Regions from separate parts of the Homo sapiens genome. Here all the other regions are linked to region 2. Evidence: chromatin loops called from intact Hi-C (ENCODE). Cell type or tissue: chondrocyte. All regions are shown on one strand.

Evidence for each region. Peaks named below come from ENCODE experiments on the same cell type or tissue, not always from the same donor. Only the 100,000 strongest peaks of a DNase experiment are listed, where the experiment ranks them.
Region 1: it touches region 2 in a loop (3-fold over the local background); 3 of 110 quality-filtered maps call a loop at or near these places.
Region 3: it touches region 2 in a loop (2.6-fold over the local background); 3 of 110 quality-filtered maps call a loop at or near these places.

What each region holds. Positions count from the first base shown.
Region 1 is chr18:11,552,226-11,554,725 of GRCh38, forward strand. No RefSeq gene overlaps it. Among named protein-coding and RNA genes, the nearest start is that of SLC35G4, 56 kb to the right of the region's middle. In chondrocyte, CTCF peaks have their summits at 1,304 (motif pointing left) and 1,507; no DNase peak of the experiment used is centred here.
Region 2 is chr18:11,148,248-11,150,747 of GRCh38, forward strand. PIEZO2 (piezo type mechanosensitive ion channel component 2) reads right to left here and starts at 1,322. Exons shown (of 56, transcript NM_001378183.1): 1 at 278-1,322. The coding sequence starts at 341. It overlaps LOC124904249 (a long non-coding RNA gene), which reads right to left and starts at 269. Exons shown (of 2, transcript XR_007066288.1): 1 at 1-269. RefSeq lists an enhancer at 1-731 and silencers at 425-494, 505-684, 705-984, 1,225-1,674. In chondrocyte, CTCF peaks have their summits at 1,120 and 1,327; DNase peaks (open chromatin) are centred at 184, 934, 1,057 and 1,573.
Region 3 is chr18:10,924,841-10,927,340 of GRCh38, forward strand. All of the region lies in intron 3 of PIEZO2 (piezo type mechanosensitive ion channel component 2), which reads right to left. Among named protein-coding and RNA genes, the nearest start is that of MIR6788, 170 kb to the left of the region's middle. In chondrocyte, no CTCF peak of the experiment used is centred here; a DNase peak (open chromatin) is centred at 1,374.

The sequences.
Region 1 (2,500 bases), 400 kb after region 2:
CAAAGAGTTTTCAATCTTTGCAGGGGTCAGTTGAACTCCATAATCTCCACCAAAACCTTTCTTGAAATTCTTTAACATACACTCCAACGGACTAGGTTTTGATGCTTTTCTTCCCATTTCCACTCTTGCGACGCAAGAGTACACCTGGCAGTCCAAGCCTGAAGCCCTGAGTGCCTGGATCTGCTGGTGAACAGTGGGGCTGAAGTGGAAGCCACAGAGTGGCAGGGGGGCTGAACAGCCTTGCATCTAGCCACAGAGATGGAGGAGCTGGGGTTTGTCACCCATTTGGTCACCAAGTTCTGGGCCAACGTGAATGCTCACACCTTTGCAGGAAACAAACCCCTGCACCTGGCAGCTGGACTGGGGTCCCTGACTCTCCCCTTCCTCCTTCTGAAGGTTGGTGCTGACATCAATGCTGAGAACAAGGAGCCCGTGTGCCCACTGCTCTCACCCGCTCCTCTGATAGCGACTCCGACTCTGAGGGGCCTGAGAAGGACACCCAAAGCAGCTTGCAGGGCCACGCGCCTCTTGACCTCACAGCACCAAAGTGAAGACCTTGCTGCTAAATGCCGCTCAGAACACCACGGAGCTGCCCCTGACCCCACCCAGCCCTGCAGGGCCAGATAGTAAATATTTTTGGTTTTGCAAGTCACACCTTCTGTGTCACAACCATTCGACTCTACCCTTGTAGCACAGAAGCGGCACCCAGGGATGATAGGTCAACAAATGCCTGTGGCTGTGTTCCAAAAATTTTTATATATAAAATCAGCGGTGGCTACCATACTGTAGTTTTGACCCCTAAACTTATAGTATAAAGGTATTAGATGAAGCCAAGAAGAATGTTTCTGACAGGAACAGTCACAAGAAGCAGAAGGCAAAAAAAAAATGTATATTGATAGTTAAAATTAGCATGTAGAATCTCTAAAAAATGCTTGCAAATCAACAAGGTTTTTTTCTACAGAACTTATCAGAGCTTTTCAAAATACTAAAATGCTTTGTGATGCTTCAAAGACTCTACAGATTTACCCAAAGTTAGTGCACCTCGGTGCGTCTCTGCTGAGGCTAAACCATGCCACCCTTCAGGACATCCCACCAAGTGGATCTTTCCAGCCTCCCCTTATTTCAATGTTTCATGGCTTTCCTTTCTACATAAACAGTATCCACTATCACTTAGGTCAGTGAGGTTTGGAGCTACATTTCATAGTCCCTGATTCAAACGCCAATAGAACTACTAATAGGAGCTTAAAGACTTGCAGCCACTTCTGGATAGAGGGAGATAATGGGAAGGTAGAGCCATCTACAGGAGACATGTGGTACTGCACAACAAGAGCCGTGAGGAGCAGGTGGGCAAAGGGACTGAAAAATGCATCACAGCACCTGGTAGAAATGGCTCTACGCCCTCTTTATTTAACATAGAGATTTAGCAACGAGGGCAGGGTTTTCAAGAGCAGACCTTTTGTTTTTGTTTGATGGGGTTGGGTGGAGAGACGTGGTCTTGACCACAATTTATGTTATGACAACATGTGTGAAGAAGAGAGGATATTTAAAGTAGGTGTTTCCTTTGCAGGCTTGAATGGGCATTCGACTTATACACAAAAGTGCACCCATTTTCAGTGTTTCCATATCAGCACCAATGTCATTTAACTGTAAGATTCTTTTTACCATAAACACTTGGGATGCTCAATGGTTTAAAGGACATTCTACACAAAAGTTTGAAAGCTCTTAATTACAGCAACTAAAACCTCACAATGGTTTTCTAGATATGTCTTTTGTGTAGTATTTTGAAAAATGGATTTTTCTTCCAAAGAGGTTAGGACAATAGCATTTATGCCATAAGAACTCTGTTTTTTTGGACCACATTTTGTGATAAAAAGCAAATGAGCTTTGCATTTAGGAGCTCCAGGAAATCCTTGTTGCCCTTAGAAATCTGCCCCCTCACCCCGACAAAGGGCCAGACAGCTTGGAGGTAGGGAATATCCCCCTCCATAGGCTCACCAAGACGTGCAGCTGGCTGTATGTTCTTTACTGATGTCCTGTGAGCCCTTAAGGTATTTCAACAAGGAGCATCTTGATTTTCTGTGGATTTATGGAAGAAAATGTATCTCTCCAAATGTGTATAGTAGTTCCTCCTTATCTGCAGGGAATAGTTCCAAGACCCCCAGTGAATGCCTAATACTGCAGATAGTACACAACACTATATATGCTATATATTTTTTTACTATACATGCATATATACATACCAGAAATACAGTTTAATTTATAAACTGGGCACCATACGTGATTAACAACCATAACTACTAATAAAATAGAACAATTAAGACAATAGGCTGTAATAAAAGTCATGTGACTGTGGCCTCCCTTTCTCTCTCTCAAAATATCTTACTGTTCTGCACTCACCCTTCCTGTGGTAATGTGAGATGATACGGTGCCTACGGGATGACATGAAGTGAGGCGAATGGAGACATTTTGACATATTGTTAGGCTACTACTGCCCTCCTGA
Region 2 (2,500 bases):
ACTCCACGAAAGAAAATCCACGTGTAACTAAATTCAACATAAACAGTTTCCAGCACATGCCCGTCCCGAGCATCCTGTTAAGAGATACCCCGATCGCGCGCCCCAGAGTGGGAAGTGAGAGAGCCAGGCTGTGCACCAGGGACAGCGCGCGTCTGACGCCGCTGGCCTCCCGAATCGAACCCCAGAGCACCAGAGCCCTTCACTTTGTTAAGAAGTCCCCCACCCAGGCGCCCCCCTCGTCCTCCTCAAGTGCCCTCGGAAAGCGGACCAGACTCACCTACTGCCAGGCAGATGGGCAGCAGCAGCCTGAAGATGAGCCCGCACACCACTTCTGAGGCCATCGCGTCGGTCCGGCGAGTCGGAGCAGAGGGGCGAGGCTCGAGGGTCCCTAGGGGTGGTGGGACGCAAGGCCCATGCCCGTCTATGGCCTCTCGCCGCCGGCAGCTCGCAGCCACCCGAGCATCGCCTCGGCGCGGGCCGCGACGCTCTCCGCCCCGAGGGCACGCTCCCGGGGCTCTTGGCCGCCCCTCGCCCACCGGGCTCTGGGTAGCCCCTCACCAGGCTCTTGGCGGCCACCTAGCCCGGCGCCCGGCCCCCTGCGGCCGGCCCATTTAGTGTGAATCCTGGATCCGGCAGCGGCGGCGGCTTCTTCAGGGGTAGCTGATGCCGGGGCCTTGGAGAGGGACGCTTTGGGAGGGTCCTGGGAGGCGGCGCGGCGAGCAAAGGGGGCAAGAAGGGCGTGCTGTGCTCCCGCCTGGCTCCCGGGGCGTCGTTTGGGGGCGGCCGGGGAGTTTTCTACTTGGAAGCCCCTCTGAAGCCACCGCGTCTCCTTTGCCCGGCCTCGTCTCCGCTGCCCACGCAGGCTGCCGCGCTCTGGCCTCGGCCCCGGCTCTCGGAGCTGCCCGGCGGGCTCCGGGTCTCGCCCTCCAGCCCCCAGGCGGCCCGCGGCGGATCCCCGAGAGGCAGCGCAGCTCAGCCCCTGCGCCCCCCAGCTTCGGGCCGGAGAGACCGGGGTGGGAGCTGCCAGGCGCGCAGAACCATCCCCGCCACCACGGGGCTCGCCTTGTGGGTCCGGTGCGCGGGCGGCGCTGCGAGTCCCTCCCTCACTCGAAGGAACGGCGCGAGCGTGGGGAGAAATGGAGACCAGAGCGCATATCGGGTGAGTGGGTCTCCCACTCCCTCCTCCACCGCCTCAATTTAAAACTCAAGAGAAAAACCAGCGCCGTCCCGTCGCCCAGCGCGACCACCGCCTGCCGCCTTGCAGCCTCGCCCTCGCGGCGCAGCCGGGGCTCCCCGGCGGCGCGCGCTTCTCCACCTTCAATGAAACTTTCGAAGCCCTCACTCGGGGACGGGCGTGTCCCCCGGCCAATGGGATGGCGGCTCCGGGGCCTGCGCGCGCGGAGCCCGCCCCTGAGCGGCTGGGGAAGTGAGAGCCTTGCACCGGCGCGGAGGGCAAGCCCCCACCCGCGGCTCCCGCGCCTGGGAGAGACCCGGCCTGGCCTGCCAGTGGGCTGCGCGCCTTGGCTCGCCCTCCGCGGGCACTCCTGCCCCACTGGCTCCCGCAGCCCCGCGGCTCTGCGTGGTTCTGTCATTCCGGTGGTGCACCCTGGCATCCAGTCCACCCGGCCGGGCCCTGAGCTTGCCCAAACCCAGGGAACCGTTTAAGGTCCGAGGGAAACGCACAGGCCCGGCAGGAGAGAAGCCAGGGGCTTGGAGAGTCCTGTGCGACCCCGACTTCTGCTGGGTCCACAGGTGCACACTGGCATTAAGAAGAATAGAGCTGAATTCATCTACACCGTTGACCCTGCCCATATTTCACATAGCAAGAACTTGCCATTCTGAATAGACTCTGGGAAATCCCGGGTCTTCCCCAACAGATAATGCACCCACTTTGTGCATTTGGGGGAACTCTCCGTTTTCACCTCAGTTTTGCTCCTTGCTTGTCGTGGCTCTGGGGAAAGAGAGCGTTGGCACTGAGAATATTCTCCCTTTCTCCTAGTGCACTGCTTTTTGCCTGTTCTAGGCAAGATCTAGAGAAATCTGGCTCTAGCTGGGAGACTGCAGTGTGCCTGGGTCTTTTATTTAACTGTTATCCGAGAGTGGAGGAGATTTGCTAGAGCACAGTAGGGGTCTTTCCGGACATGGAGGAAGAGGCTGTTAGCATCTGTAGAGAGGACTGTTCAGGACTGGCATTCCATCAGGAGGACACACTGGGAAGGACCTGGCTTCCCTTCCGCACCTACATTCCTGGCTTGCATTAGTTGGAGGGGATAGAGCAGTGAGCTGATGAAAAACAGGCAAACCCCCGTCTTTTTAGCCATTTGAAACGCTTTTGTGGACATCCCTTTTTTGAGACAGGGTAAGCTTGTGGTTTGAGCTCAGGTGCCTTCACGAATTCTCTGAGAATTACAGAAAAACTATGAACCATTGCTTTTTGAATGAAGACTCAAGACAGTTGGCATATGGTGAAGACACCCTGAAACTTAAACCACCCATGTGC
Region 3 (2,500 bases), 220 kb before region 2:
CTAACTACAAACTCCACCTTGCCAGAAGTGTGTGCCAAATAGTAATGTTCGCTTGTTAAAATTAAATAAAGAAATGCCATAGACACTTTGATAGTTAAAAATTTTATGAAAAATAAAAACTTATGAAGCACATTTAGTTTAAACTTACAATAGCAGCTTATTTCTTCTTTTTCCTGAACATATGTCAAATACAAAGTTCAGACAAAAGACCATAATGTTTATTTATTATATGGAGGGCCTGGTGGTTTATAGTTCTTCATTTTTAATACAATTGATAAAAATATATGCCATGATATATAATAAAATAGTAAATGTATTGTTAAATGTATGTAGAAAAATCTTACCATGTGTCACACATTTCAAGATTTTGATTTCAAGTACCATATTCCTGAGAACATTGCATATTTCTACATGATTAGTTCTGTCATTATTTAAATTAGCTTTGCTCTTAAATGTCAGGTATTACCTTTGGGTTAAAATGTTGGAAATAAAACAGACCCGCTAATTTAATAACATCCATGAGACAGGTAAAAGCAAGACACTCACTCAATTTATTCCATAAATGTTGATTGATCCCTCAAATATAATGGACAGTAGGATACGGCAGTAAACACGGATCTTGTGGCATACTGAGGGACAGGTGATAAAAATAATCAGGCTGCATGCACACACATTCCATGAAGAAAATAAAGAGGGAGGAGATAAATGTCAAAATGCAAGGGTTTATACAAAAAGTGAAAAAAAATTTTTTTTTTCTGAGACGTAGTCTCCCTCTGTCCCCCAGACTGGAGTGCAGTGGCTCAATCTCAGCTCACTGTAAGCTCTGCCTCCCGTGTTCACGCCATTCTCCTGCCTCAGCTTCCCAAGGAGCTGGGACTACAGGCGCCCGCCCTAATCTTCGGTATTTTTAGTAGAGACTGGTTTTCACTGGGTTAGCCAGGATGGTCTCGATCTCCTGACCTCGTGATCTGCCCGCCTCAGCCTCCCAAAGTGCTGGGATTACAGGCATGAGTCACCGCGCCTGGCCAAAAGTTTTTTAATGTAAGCAGTGTTTTTTGTTTTTTGTTTCCAAAAGTGACGGATGAACTGTAATCTGAGGTTTGATTTTATGGTTGTTCTTTCACTCATTCTAAGTTAGCTACACTCCCTCCAACTGGCTGCTGTTAGAGAAATATTAATTCTTCATTTAAGATCTTAGGCAGAAGCTCCCCAGGCTTCCTTCTCTGGTTCAGTTTGCATTCCAGGGGAGAGCACTGGATGGTGAGAAAGCTACAGAAAACTAGTGCCTACACGAGTAGACTTGAGTCAGGGTGCAGGAGGTCACAGATCTTCAGGGCTTGGCCCTCAGGGGCATTCCTGGCTGACCACTGCCGGGGGAGACCGGGTGTGCTGGAGGCGGTGGCAGCTGCTCGGGATCTCTACCCAACTCCACATTCAGCGGCGTCACGTTCACAGCTTGGCATCGCCCATGGTAGGAGTATTTAAGCCATGAATATCAGTAAATACTACAATCCAGATCTTTTCTCCATTATCTGGTTATTACAAATTTGCAGTGCACTAGTGGGTGGAACATATTTTTGGTGACTATCTTAGCAGCTGGACGGGCTCAGTTCAATCAGGCAGATGAAACAGGCTTAAAATAGGAGCCTATGAAAATCTGGGCCCAATAAATCAACTACAGAAAAAAGCAGTTCACAGTGACTCCACCTAGGTAGCCCCCTCAACAATCAGACTTCCATTTTATGCTAATTGAGCATTTTTTCCTTTTAGTACTCAGCTTTTAGGAAAAGGAATAATTGAAAACGAAAAAAACTGAAAGCAAGAGCTGATGAAAAATATCATGTCCGGGCCATTTTCTGCACACTTGGCAAAATACCCCGTCCTCTTGGTAGGATCAGCCTGCCAAGGGTGGCAGCCACCACGACTCTGAGATGTTCTTGCTGGAGCAAGATTAAAGGCGTAATAGAAAGATTCTCAACAGCAAGGACTTAAAATGCTGTCACTGAGTAGGAAACACAATTAAACTGAACACCCTTTTGAATTAGTCCATTTCCTGAGGTTTTATCATATATGTCCAAGTAACTATGCAGTCTAACGGTGAAACAGACACTTCCTGCCGCACAAGCTCTTCCTATCTCCTTTTGTGAAAGAAAGAATACAAATGTCTTACTCATTACTTTGTTTCACTTAGTGGCCACAAGGACCAAGGAGGAGCCTTGCGTTTCTGACCTGGGTCACACGCGGGAGGAGGGGGCGAGCTGCACACTTCCTGGATTTCTTTGCTTCGCATCCTCTGTTCTCTCCGGAGACTGGCAGCCACTTTTCCATGTTATCTGATTCGTCTTTCAGATCTCTCAGAGGTCAGGGTTTTGCTTTTCTTTTTCCTATTTTATTTTATTATTATTATTTTTTAAAGGTGACCCCTTTGGAAGCTCAAGTTCTTGGCTCAGCAAAGCCTCCGAGGAGGACTCTGATTTACGCACAGAAATTTGAAATGGGT